Linked DNA regions of Homo sapiens: region 2 is linked to region 1. Evidence: chromatin contacts called from ENCODE Hi-C or POLR2A ChIA-PET data. All regions are on one chromosome and are shown on one strand. Each heading gives the region's core, a stretch centred on a gene start or an enhancer-like site at or near the end of the contact. The rest is flanking DNA. Distances are from core to core; before and after follow the strand shown.

Region 1 (6,741 bases), core at 1-2,500:
TTGAACTCGTGAGCTCAAGTTATCCTCCCAGCTCAGCCTCCTGAGTAGCTGGGACCACAGGTGCACACCAACACGCCTTGCTAACTTTTATTTTTATTTTTGAGACACAGTCTCGCTCTGTCACCCAGGCTGGAGTGCAATGGTGCGTTCTTGGCTCACTGCAACCTCCACCTCCTGGGTTCAAGTGACCCTCCTGCCTCAGCCTCCCAAGTAGCTGGAATTACAGGTGCACGCCACCAGGCCCAGCTAATTTTTGTATTTTTATAGAGACAGGGTTTCACCATGTTGGCCAGGCTGGTCTTGAACTCCTGACCTCAGGTGATCCGCCCACCTCAGCCTCCCAAAGTGCTGAGATTACAGGCGTGAGCCACCGTACCCAGCCCATGGCTAATTTTTAAACTTTTTTGTAGAGATGGAGTCTCACTATGTTGCCCAGGCTGGTCTCAAGCTCCTGGCTTCAAGCAGTCCTCCCACCTCAGCCTCCCAAAGTGCTGGGATTACAGGCATGAGCCACCATGCCCAGCCGCAGAAGGGCAATTATTACACAGTGACAGTGGAAGGAACAGAGACACAGTCGGTGGATGGTGGGAAGATAAGAACATTCACTCTGAGGGCTTCTAGTAACGTTGGAGAAGTGAGCATCAGCTTAGCAGAAGGGAGGGAGGGAAGGAAGCACAGGAGGTTTGAGGAGAGAGAGAGAGGAAGTATGAAATCAGAGCTGCACTTCAATGTGGTGGCTATTGGCCATGTGTGGCTACAGGATAGCTGGAATATGGCTGGTCTGAACTGCGATGTGCTAGAAAGGTAAAATACAGGGTTAGATTTAAAGATTTAGTTCCAAGAATATATACACTACATTAATAATTACATATTGCTCCTATACTAAAATAATATTTTGGATATATTGGGTTATTAAATGGTTAGAATGAATTTCACCTGTTTCTTCTTTCTTCTTAACTACTAGAAAATTTAGAATTCACACATGGCTCACATTTTATTTCAGACGGTTGCCTTACAAGGCAAATGCCGTCTGGGGAGGGCCTGGGTCAGCTCAGGGAGGAAGCTCTGCCTGAAAAGGCTTAGGGTTCACTCTACATTCAGCCCAGCATCTGAGCACGTCTTCTGTCAATCAAGGCCTGAGAGGGTGGGGCCCTAAACATTATCCAATCAGGGACGCTGGGCTGGGACCCGTCCAATCAGGCACTCAGCTGGAGCAGACAGGACGGCTTCCGGGTTTGGTGGGGCCTTTGTCTCTGGCGGCAGCCGGAGCTTCTGGTGTAGTCTTCACTGCTCTGTGTCTTCTGCTCCTAGAGGCCCAGCTTCTGTGGCCTCGTTACCTGCAGGTATTGGGAGATCCACAGCTAAGACGCCAGGACCCACTGGAAGCCTAGAAATGGTGAGAGTGCCGGGTCCGACATCCCGAGAGAGGGGGCGGGGCTGGTTGGAACTGGTGGGAAGTGGCTGTGGCGGGACTCTGGCCTCCCCGCAGCTGGCTCCAAAATCCGCGGCCCCGAGTTCTCCTTGGCGCAGCTCGGCCCTCAGTCCCCTTCAGCCATAGGATGGCGGCCGGGCTGACAGCTCGGACCCCGGGCATCCTGTCTCCTCCCTGCGCAGTGACTGTGCCTTGTTCTGGAGTCCTCTGTGGGCAGCTCTGCCCCCACTGCCGCAGCTCTCCCCGATTGTGCAGGGACCACTGGACGGTCGTCAGGGGAGAATACTGACTCAGGATGCAGAGTTCATGAATGGGAAGAGCTTTGGTCTGCGGGGTTCCCAGTCCCCCTTTTTTTCTATTAAAAATTTGTGGAAGTCTCCGCAGAAATATTAAAGAATTTAATTAAAGAGTAATTCAAGAATTGTAGAGCACCAAGCTATGTTTTGTAGTTTGTGGTTTATGGAAGGGGCTTGAAGAAAACACTTTTATAAAGTGCATGATAAAGGAAAGCAAATTCAATAATTGGTTAGGTAAAGTTATGTAGTTTCTTAATTTGTACGATCAAGGTGGAAATTCCCTGGTCATGTAATGAGAGGTTAATTGGCAGTTTATAGTTGGTTAAGCCTGAATTTTATTTTCCCCCAATGTAATACTTTAGAAAAAAATCATTCGAGTTAGATTTTTTTGCAAGTAGCAACCCTAGGACTGGAGCCACCTCAGTCTAATTGCCTGCCACTTAATTATTTTCACACTCCACAGGGCACTGATTTTCCTCTGCATTTTTCACTTCTGTCTCAAGCAGGGTCTCAAGACTTCTCCCCATTTCCCATTCCTCCAGCCTAACTCTGGCTTGCAGTAAAATACTAAATTTCCAGTTCCTTCTGACATTCCCAAATGCCAATTTCCCCTCCCTAATTCACATTATCAACTATTTGTCCTTTAATGTACACTTTAGTGTACATTTTAGGTACCATATTTTAATTAATCATTTTTTGACAAAGCATTGGCTGGCATTTTAAAAAAGATTTGTTTTCTGTTTGTAAAGATTTCCCAAGAGAAGAAAGCAAAGAATAATCCCCTGACACTGTATTGTAAAAAATGTTCTGTGCCTCCTTTCCTTTTATTGCCTCTAGCCACAGAAACCTTATCAGAATATTTTTGGGTCAGGGTTTCCCTTTGGAAACTTTATAAGGTAATGTGTCCTCAGCCACCCTTCAGTTTTTTCCCTGGTTCTGGGTTTCAGTACTGTCTGGGGATAAATCAAGATATCCACTGTGGCTGTGTATGCTACAATGTCTAGTAAATTTCAGCTCCTGGCCTGGAATGAAACTTCGCATATCTGGGAATGGGAGACAGGACAGCCTGAAGTTGGAGTGTAGCCTCTCAAGGGAGCAGGTGGATGCCCTGAGGCTGAGAGGAGTCTCCTGGGGTACTCTTCCTTTGAAAAGCAAACCCTTAGAGAAGTTAAGATTGTCTTCAAGCAACCCGGGTTCCATTTCTCGAAGACACATTGCTGGTCAGCCAATCAGATGGTGGTAATGAGGGAAAAACAAATAATTACTGCCACCTGGATTCTCCAAGAATTATGAAAGAGAAAATAGTATCCCAAAAGACAAAAAAAAAAAAAAAAAAAAAATCAAACCTGGCCCCAGTGAGATGGTGCAGCAACTTGCAAAGTGAAATGCACCTTGGGGCACTCAATGGGGCCTAGTACAGTGTCTCTGGAGAGGGTGGTCACTGAGCACTTAAGTGAGCAGGATGGGGGTGGGAGAATCTCTCAAGGGATTGGGTGGCCTGACTTGACATATGAGTCAAACACATCTGTTTTTTAATGAGCACCGTAGCTCCCTGGGTTTGTCACCTTGAAAAGGTTTGTTCACTTATTTTGACTACAGTTTTTTAACTGTAACTTGCATTTTATTAGTAGGGCTTAAAAGGTAAGAAAATATTTACAAAGGGCATAAAAGAGGTGGGGCTCAGAAGAAAATAAATATCTAATCCTATATTCCATTCTTAAGAATACTCATTTAAGGAAGACTCTGTCTCAAAAACAAAAACAAAACTCATTTACCTTTTTCTTTCCCAGACCGAGTTTAGAAATTTTCTCAGGTGTGTGTTTTTGTTTTTGTTTTGTTTTGTTTTGAGACGGAGTTTTGCTCTTGTTGCCCAGGCTGGAGTGCAATGGCTCAGTATCAGCTCACTGAAACCTCTGCCTCTGGGTTCAAGTGATTCTCCTACCTCAGCCTCCCAAGTAGCTGGGATTACTGGCATGTGCCACCATGCACCAGCTAATTTTTTGTATTTTTAGTGGAGATAGCGTTTTTCCATGTTGGTCAGGCTGGTCTTGAACTCCCTGCCTCAGGTGACCTGCCCGATCTGCCCGCCTTTGCCTCCCAAAGTGCTGGGATTACAGGCGTGAGCCACCGCGCCCAGCCAGGTGTGTTTTTTTAATGACTTGGTGACATCCAACAGAATTCCAAGGCTTAGTTTTTAGAGTGCTACAAAGGAAAAAAATAGGGAAAATCTCTCTTCCATTTTGGCTGTAGAAAATGAATACATTTCCATAAGAAAATGTGGTAGATAATTGGTGAGTTACATTCATGAAAACATCAGTTCCTCTTTTTGCAGGGTACATTTGTTACAGGGAATACCTCTGTTCTGTACTCTATCATCTTGATATGTGATGTTAATGCTAAATTTTATGAGAGGAAACTTGGTATCTCCTAGAAGTGCTCCCATATGACTAATTGTTTACTACATGATTTTTAATGGAAATAATAACATATTGTCTTAAAGGAATAAATGCTTTTGTATTTCTTATTGAGGTATGAAATGTAAGTACCGTAAAATTTCCTTCCCTTATATAAACAATGTGTTTGAGTAATTTTTCTGAATTTTTCAGTTTCAAAAACCAAGTGAATAACTCTGACATGGAAATTAAAGCTTGTGCCCAGTGACCCCAAGCTAATGCTAATATTGAGCCTGCAAAAAGCGGGGAGGTTCTTTCTTTCTTTTTCTTTTTTCTTGACAGAGCCTTGCTCTGTTGCCCAGGCTGGAGTGCAGTGGTGAGATCTTGGATCACTGCAGCCTCTGCCTCCTGGTTCCAGCAAATCTCTTGCCTCAGCCTCCCAGGTAGCTGGGATTACAGGCAGGTGCCACCACACCCAGCTAATTTTTGTATTTTTAGTAGAGACGAGGTTTCACCATGTTATCCAGTCTGGTCTCAAACTCCTGACCTCAGGTGATCCTTGGTCTCCCAAAATGTTGGGGTTACAGGTGTGAGCCACTGCACCCAGCCAGGGAGGGAGGGTATTAAAGGCTCAGTTCATTCTTTCTAGGAAACCTTCCCTGCAGATGTCCCAGCCTGCTCACTCTAGCCATGGAAGAAGCCTTTATACTGAAAAAAGTGACAGAGCCCTGGAAAGCTGGGGACCCACAGACAGATGCAGTTAACATTAAGATGGAATGGGACTGGGAGGGTCTTACTGCAGATGAAATTGTTACTGTTTTGAGGCAGTTTCTAGACTTTGTAAAATGAGCTAAATTAGGTTTATGTAAAAAAATTGAATTCTAAAAGAGTGTTGCAACAGAACGAAGTACCAACTATAAGAGCTTTAAGGATTGCAAAGTTTAAACAGATAAAGGCTTTCTTTCTTAGGGAGGAGCAAAAAAGATTAGAAGGTCAGAGGGGAATAGCAAATGGAGGATGAAAAAAAATCAGATTTTAGATCAGAAATTGTTTTACCATGAAGTCAGCAAGTTTTTAGGAGGAACATAAAATGGGGCTGTATGTTGGCTCAGACTGAGAGTAGCTCAAAGTTCAGGAGCCTGTGGAAAGGAGATAAACTTAAGTAAAGTTTGATTAAGAAGTATTTTAGGCTGGGCACAATGGCTCATGCCTGTAATCCCAGCACTTTGGGAGGCCAAGGCCGGGGGATCACTTGAGGTCGGGAGTTCGAGACCAGCCTGGCCAACATGACGAAACCCCATCTCTACTAAAAAAAAATATAAAAATTAGCCAGGCATGGTTGCATGTGCCTGTTATCCCACCTACTCTGGAGGTTGAGGCAGGAGAATTGCTTGAACCTTGGAGGCAGAGGTTTCAGTGACCCAAGATCGTGCCACTACACTCTAGTCTGGGCGACAGAGTGAGACTCCATCTCAAAAAACAAACAAAAAAGCATTTTATTTTGACCACTGAAGACAAATTTAGCTAATTTTTTAATACAAAAAAGAAGAAAATGTGCAGAGTCAGTGTCTGGTTATGTGATAAGTCAGACAAGAGAGCACCATCTAAGTCATAATGAAAGGATGTTTCTTTCCATAAACTGTTCCTGGAGAACACAAAGGATAGAGAATTTTATTAACGCTATTTACCAGGATTATCTATGTGCTTCATCTTTCCCCACGTCTTTTCTTTGTCCTATACATTTTTTCCACTTGAGTTTTCTGGGTTGTATTTTGTATAATAAATGGGTAAACATAACTACAGTATTTTGCTGAGTTCTGTGAGCAGCTCTATAAAATTATTGAACTTGAGAGATTTATGGGAGTCCTGAATTTTTAAACAGTAGCTCAAAAGCATAGATGGACCTATAGGGTTTGTGACTGGTGTCTGCAGTGAAGACAGTGTTGTGAGATTGAGCCCTGGATCAGGGTCTGTGCTGACTCTTAAGTGGGGTCATAATTCAAATTTTAGACAATGTGTTGGTTTTGAAGAATTGCTTGGTGTTCAGCAAACATTACAGTTTTGGTGCCAGAAGAAAGACATCTCAGAGGCCTGGCCTGGAATGGAACTCTGGGTGTCTGGGAATGAGAGACTCTGCTCTCCTGTACACAGGCTGTCACACTGCCCATTGTCCTGGGATTTGAGGTCTCCTCCCACTCCCACTGTGAGAGAGGACTGAAAACTTAGAGGAAAGGAGCTCTTATAGCAGACCTCCTTTTCCCACCACTGCCACCTCAGGATTTCCACCCACTCACAAACATACCCACTAGACATTGATGTGTTCACACCTCCCAGGACTAGGCACCACCTTAGGAATTTCACCACAGCATTTTTCATCCTGGTGTTTCTTGCCAAAAACCCACAAAAGTGTCTACGAGTCTCCTGACATATTCCTATTCCCAGACACTGAATCTGCAGCAGCAACCTGTTCTCTCCACCAATCTAGGATTCTGGACCACCTGTTCATAATCTCATCTGCCTGCATGGACACAGAAATAAATCAGAGGACAATCCCACCTGGACCACTATCTGTAGCACAAACCATTCCTTACACGTACATTATGCTATCCCCCACCCACGA
Region 2 (6,740 bases), core at 3,913-6,412, 980 kb before region 1:
AGGAGAATTGCTTGAACCTGGGAGGTGGAGGTTGCAGTGAGCTGAGATTGTACCACTGCACTCCAGCCTGGGCAACAGCGTGAGACTCTGTCTCAAAAAAAAAAAAAAAAAAAAAAAAAAAAAGAAAGAAAGAAAGAAAGAAAGAAAGAAAAAAGAAAAATGTTGGATAGTATCTGTGTCTCTGAAAAAGAAACAGATCAGGCCAGGCATGGTGGCTCACTCCTGTAATCTCAGCACTTTGGGAGGCCAAGGCAGGCGGATCATGAGGTCAGGAGATCGAGATTATCCTGGGTAACATGCCTGTAATCTCAACACTTTGGGAGCCTGAGCTGGGAGGATTGCTTGAGGCCAGCAGTTCAAGGCCAGCCTAGGCAACATAGTGAAACCCTGAATACAAACTTTTTTTTTTTTTGAGACAGACTTTCATTCTTGTTGCCCAGGCTGGAGTGCAATGGTGAGATCTTGGCTCACTCCAACTTCCGCCTCCTTGGTTCAAGTGGTTCTCCGGCCTCAGCCTCCCGAGTAGCTGGGTTTACAGGCATGCACCACCATGTCTGGCTAATTTTGCATTTTCAGTAGAAATGAGGGTTTCTCCATGTTGGTCAGGCTGGTCTCAAACTCCCAACCTCAGGTGATCCACCTGCCTCAGCCTCCCAAAATGCTGGGATTACAGGCATGAGCCACCATGCCCAGACTAAAAAATGTTTTGTTTTTTTTTTGAGATGGAGTCTTGCTCCCTTCTCGCAGGCCGGAGTGCAGTGCTGTGATCTCAGCTCACTGCAACCTCCAGCTCCCAGGTTCAAGCAATTCTCCTTCCTCAGCCTCCCCATTAGCTGGGATTACAGGTGTGCACCACCACACTCGGCTAATTTTTGTATTTTTAGTGGAGATGGGCTTTTGCCATGTTGGCCAGGCTGGTCTTGAACTCCTGACCTTAGGTGATCCACCTGCCTTGGCCTCCCAAAGTGGTAGGATTACAGGTGTGAGCCACCACACCTGGCCAACAAAATGTTGTAAAAATTAGCTGGACATAGGGTCAGGCATGAAGGCTTACACCTGTAATCCCAGCACTTTGGGAGGCCGAGGCAGGCAGATCACCTGAGGTCAGGAGTTCAAGACCAGCCTGGCCAACATAGTGAAACCCCGTCTCTACTAAAAATACAAAAATTAGCCAGGCATGGTGATGCACCTGTAATTCCAGCTATTCAGGAAGCTGAGGAAGGAGAATCGCTTGAACCTGGGAGGCGGAGGTTGCAGTGAGCTGAGATTGTTCCAATGTACTCCAGCCTGGGCGACAGAGTGAGACTCCGTCTCAAAAAAAAAATACATAAATAAAAATTTTTTTAAAAATTAGCTGGGTGTGATGGCATGTGTCTGTAGTCCCAGCTACTTGGGAGGCTAAGGCAGGAGGATCACCTGAGCCCAGGTGGTCGAGGCTACAGTAAACTGTGATGCAGCCTGGGTGCAAGACACTTTCTCAAGAAAAAAAAGCCTTTGCCAGGTGGTATGGCAGAGTGATTCAGAGTGACAGCATAAACACTTGGAAACAGATTGATTAGGTCAGATTCCCAGTTCTGCATCTTACTAGCTCTGTGGTGTTAGAAAAGTTACTGAACCTTCATGTGTCTCAGTTTCCACATTTGAGAAATGGTAGTAATAATAGTACCTATCCTGTGGTTTGGTTATGGTTTGTTTGGCCCCACCAAGTGTTGTGTTGAAATTTGATTCCCCACTGGGCCCAGTGGCTCACGCCTGTAATCCCAGCACTTTGGGAGGCCAAGGCAGGCGAATCACCTGAGGTCAGGAGTTTGAGACCAGCCTCAACATGAACAAACCCCATTTCTACTAAAAATACAAAATTAGCCGGGCATGCATGCCTGTAATCCCAGCTACTCGGGAGGCTGAGGCAGGAGAATTGCTTGAAACTGGGACGCGAAGGTTGTGATGAGCCAAGATGGCACCATTGCACTCCAGTTGGGGCAACAAGAGCGAAACTCTGTCTCAAAAAAAAAAAAAGAAAAAGAAAAAGAAAAAGAAATTTGATTCTCAATGTTGGAAGTGGGGCCTTGTGGGAGGTGTTTAGGTCATAGGGGCAGGTCCCTCATGAATGGCATGGTGCCATTCTCGTGGCAATTAGTGATTCTCACTCTTTTTTCTTTTCTTTTCTTTTTTTAATTTTTTGAGACAGAGTCTTGCTCTGTTCCCCCAGGCTGGAGTGCAGTGGTGTGATCTTGGCTCACTGTGACCTCCACCTCCCGGGTTCAAGTGATTCTCCTGCTTCAACTTCTCTAGTAGCTGGGATTACAGGCACCTGCCACCATGCCTGGCTAAATTTTGTATTTTTAGTAGAGATGGTGTTTTACCTTGTTGGCCAGACTGGTCTTGAACTCCTGACCTCAGGTGATCTGCCCGCCTCAGCCTCCCAAAGTGCTGGGATTATAGGCGTGAGCCACTGCCCCTGGCCTGAATTACTGATTTTTACATACTGTATAAACGTCTGCATCCTACTTTTTCTTACTTTTGTTAAATTTGGCCTAAAGCTGCCTCATAAACAGTGAACTGTATTCTAATTTAAGCATGTCAAGATTTCACTAATGAAATATAAAAGTAAAATTTAAAAAAAGAAAATATGAAAATAAAAAAACAATGTAAACATTTGGGAGAGAGCCTTTAGGCCTTGTCAGTTCCCAGAATGTACTTATTTTCACTATGCTGGGGACTCCATTTCCAGTATTGAGGTCCATTTTCAGAAGGTGGATTTGGTGAGCATGAAAAAAGGGGGTGGGGGAGTAATCATACAAACAATTGTGTCCAGGCCAGCTTCCTAGGACATGAGGGCTCCCTCTGTATGGCAGAGGCACCTGACATCCGTAACTGTTGTGCACCCTGCGAATGACTTTATGGTCTAAGAATGTATGTTCAGAGCCCCAGCTAAGGAATCAGGAGTGGCAAGATCCTGGAAGGATGCCAATCTATGAAACCCTGAGTCAAGAGGTCAAGCTGGGCACTTGTTTTCCTTTTTCTTTTTTTTTGTAGGAGTTTCACTCTTGTTGCCCAGGCTGGAGTACAATGGCGTGATCTCGGCTCACTGCAATCTCTGGTTCAGGCGATTCTCTCACCTCAGCCTTCCCGAGTAGCTGGGATTACAGACATGTGCCACCATGCCCAGCTAAATATGGAGATGCGGTTTCTCCATATTGGTCAGGCTGGTCTCGAACTCCCAACCTCAGGTGATCTGCCTGCTTCAGCCTCCCAAAGTGCTGGGATGACAGGCGTGAGCCACCGCACCTGGCCAAGGCACTTGGTTTCTTAGATCACCCACTTGGCCCTCTTCCAAGTTGTACTTTCCTTCTTTCCTTCCTGTTCTAAAGTTTTTTAATATTTTTTTTTTTCCTGAAATGGCATCTCACTCTGTAGCCCAGGCTGGAGTGCGGTGGCGTGATCTCAGCTCACTGCAACCTCTGCCTCCTGGGTTAAAGCATTTCTCCTGCCTCAGCCTCCCAAATAGTAGGGATTACAGGTGCCTGCCACCACGCCTGGCTAATTTTTGTATTTTTAGTAGAGATGGGGTTTCTCCACGTTGGCCAGGTTGGTCTCAAACTCCTGATATCAAGTGATCCTCCCGCCTTGGCCTCCCAAAGTGCTGGAGTTTGGAGTTACAGGCCTGAACCTCTGTGCCTGGCCTGCTTTTTTTTTTAGACTGAGTCTTGCTCTCTCGCCAGGCTGTAGTGCTGTGGTGCGATCTCGGCTGACTGCAACCTCTGCCTCCCGCGTTCAATCGATTCTCCTGCCTCAGCCTCCCGAGTAGCTGGGACTACGGGCGCATGCCACCATGCCCAGCTAATTTTTTAGTAGAGATGGGGTTTCATCATATTGGCCAGGCTGGTCTCAAACCCCTGACCTCGTGATCCCCCCACCTCCGCCTCCCAAAGTGCTGGGATTACAGGTGTGAGCCACTACGCTCAGCACTGGCCTGCTTTTTAACAAGCTTTTACTACTGCTCTGCAGCTTACCTCCCTCTGGCTTTCTGCCTTATGCCCCTCAGTGCAATTCTTTCTTCTGAGGAGGCAAGAATTGAGGTTGTTGCTGATGTGTAGGGATTCACCACCCGGAACTCCACCAGTAACAGGTCGAGGATGCTAGTTGAAAATGTTATGTAAGCTGCATGCTTTTTACAAATGGTAGTGGTTCTCATGTCCAGCAATGGCCACTGCACCGTCCCTGTATGAAAGTCCCCTCCATAAATCTATGTCTCCTTTGCTGTCTCCAGATCTCCTCCTCTACCTCTCCCACACGGTGCCTTCCCTACTGGAGTAAACTGGGGTCCCGCAGGGCACCCTTTCCCTGCAATTTTTTTTTTTTTTTTGAGACAGAGTCTCGCTCTGTTGCCCAGGCTGGAGTGCAGTGGTGCGATCTCGGCTTACTGCAGCCTTTGCCTCCCGGGTTCAAGCGATTCTCCTACCTCAGCTTCCTGAGTAGCTGGGATTACAGGCACGCACCATCACGCCCCGCTAATTCTTTTTTTTTTTTTTGTATGTTTACAAAATAGGGACGGGGTTTCACTATCGTTGGCCAGGCTGGTCTCGAACTCCTGGCCTCAAGTGATCTGCCCCCCTCGGGTTCCCAAAGTGCACCTGGCCTCTCTCCCTGCATCTTTATGTGCCTGCAACACCAAGAGGGAGCTCTTGGCCCCTGGGTTAAGGTCAGGGCTCCAGAAGCCCAGGGTCAAGGCTATGGCCGCATCCCAAGGACGTGCATCCCTGCAAGAGGCTGCATCAGACAGGCATGGAAGAGGCGCCGCTGGGGCCTCCTTGAATTCCTGCTGGGAAAAGCAAGTGGAGGTGCTCCTTGAAGAAACAGGGGGATCCCACCGATCTCAGGGGTTCTGTTCTGGCCTGCGGCCCTGGATCGTCCAGCCTGGGTCGGGGTGGGGAGCAGACCTCGCCCTTATCGGCTGGGGCTGAGGGTGAGGGTCCCGTTTCCCCAAAGGCCTAGCCTGGGGTTCCAGCCACAAGCCCTACCGGGCAGCGCCCGGCCCCGCCCCTCCAGGCCTGGCACTCGTCCTCAACCAAGATGGCGCGGATGGCTTCAGGCGCATCACGACACCGGCGCGTCACGCGACCCGCCCTACGGGCACCTCCCGCGCTTTTCTTAGCGCCGCAGACGGTGGCCGAGCGGGGGACCGGGAAGCATGGCCCGGGGGTCGGCGGTTGCCTGGGCGGCGCTCGGGCCGTTGTTGTGGGGCTGCGCGCTGGGGCTGCAGGGCGGGATGCTGTACCCCCAGGAGAGCCCGTCGCGGGAGTGCAAGGAGCTGGACGGCCTCTGGAGCTTCCGCGCCGACTTCTCTGACAACCGACGCCGGGGCTTCGAGGAGCAGTGGTACCGGCGGCCGCTGTGGGAGGTGCGATCTCGGGGCAGGGCCGGGAGGCGCCCGAAAGCCCGGCGGTGGGAGTAGGGGAGCCCGGGCCCCCCGCAGACTTCTTCCCCTGGGCGTCTCCGAGCTGGGGCCCGCAGGAGGTTAAAGGTCAACGGGCTTGGGGGCGCCGGCTTGGGGGACGGGGGAACAGGAGCACCCTGGAGGGCCGGGGCGGATTAGGCAGGAGGAGAAAAGGCTCTTGCCGAGCCCTTTCCCGAGGTAAAGGCTGAGTCTGTGCAGTATCCTTCCTTTCAATATTTATTTTTAATTTTTAAAAATTTTTTTGAGACTGGGTTTGCACCTGTTTCCCAGGCTGGGGCGGAGTGGCGCCAGCCTAACTTCTGAGCTCAAGCGATTCTCCCGCCCCAGCCTTGCAATTTAGGGGGTGCCAACACGCCTGGCTAATTGAAAAAAAAAAAATTATCTGGGCTCGGTGGCTCACACCTGTAATCCCAGCACTTTGGGAGGTGGAGGCGGGCGAATCGCCTGAGGCCAGGAGTTTGAGACCAGGCTGGCCAACATAACAGGGTGAAACCTCATCTCTACTAAAAATATAAAAATTAGCCAAGTGTGGTGGTTCATGCCTGTAATCCCAGCTACTTGGGAGGCTGAGTCAGGAGAATTGCTTGAACCCGGGAGTAGAGGTTGCAGTGAGCTGAGATCAGGATGCCACTGCACTCCAACTTGGGCGACATAGTGAGACTACGTCTCCAAAAAAAAAAAAAAGGCAAAAAAACTTAAAAAAAAAAAAAAGATACAGGGTGTCACTATTTACCCAGGGTGGTCTCGAACTCCTGGCCTCAAGCCATCCTCCCACGTTGACCTCCCAAAGCGCTGATTACTGGCATGAGCCACCCACACACTCTGGCCACAGCGGCATGCACTGCACAGAGCTGGGCCCGGGGATCGGGAGAAGGTGACAGTTTAGATGTCCTGAGGTCAGCTCTGCCGAGGCAGGAAGTCCCTTGGTTTTCAAGGTTCACATAGAGGACAGGACATGACATCAGGCCCAGGACGCCACCCCTGTTCCCCTCCTGACTTGGATGTGATCTGCAGAGAAGTGGAACTGGGTGAGGTCTGGGCGGCTTTTGCCTGGTCTACATCCTCTTATTCTGACTTTGCAGCATTCAGTACAGGAGGGAAAGAGGAGGGGGCTGGGTGCCAGTGTGCACCCCACTCACAGTGTCCTAAGCAAAGCTCCCCCCATTCCTCCAACCAGCCTTCCTCCCTGTGACAGGCAGTGGCCATCTGCCTCTTAGTCACAGGTCTGAACCTTCTTGCCTCTGGCTGGGATGTGGCCCTGGGCTTGCTCCTGTCTCAGGAG

What was found. Hi-C counts contacts between places; a loop is a spot of excess contacts on that map. ChIA-PET counts read pairs that join two places held with the same protein, here RNA polymerase II (POLR2A). Pooled maps may share reads with other maps.
Region 2: a loop to region 1 is called in a map of CD8-positive, alpha-beta T cell, with 11 times the contacts of the local background. The contact joins the promoter of GUSB here to the promoter of ERV3-1 in region 1. A Hi-C loop is called at or near these places in 1 of 168 maps with a recorded cell type or tissue (CD8-positive, alpha-beta T cell) and 9 of 50 pooled maps. POLR2A ChIA-PET finds 5 or more read pairs at or near these places in 1 of 52 experiments (activated CD4-positive, alpha-beta T cell).

Annotation. Positions count from the first base shown.
Region 1 is chr7:65,001,196-65,007,936 of GRCh38, reverse strand. ERV3-1 (endogenous retrovirus group 3 member 1, envelope) reads left to right here and starts at 1,250. Exons shown (of 2, transcript NM_001007253.4): 1 at 1,250-1,396. It overlaps ERV3-1-ZNF117 (ERV3-1-ZNF117 readthrough), which reads left to right and starts at 1,191. Exons shown (of 4, transcript NM_001348050.2): 1 at 1,191-1,396. RefSeq lists a silencer at 990-1,159 and an enhancer at 1,260-1,319.
Region 2 is chr7:65,980,635-65,987,374 of GRCh38, reverse strand. GUSB (glucuronidase beta) reads left to right here and starts at 5,162. Exons shown (of 12, transcript NM_000181.4): 1 at 5,162-5,401. The coding sequence starts at 5,192. RefSeq lists enhancers at 4,987-5,116, 6,573-6,740.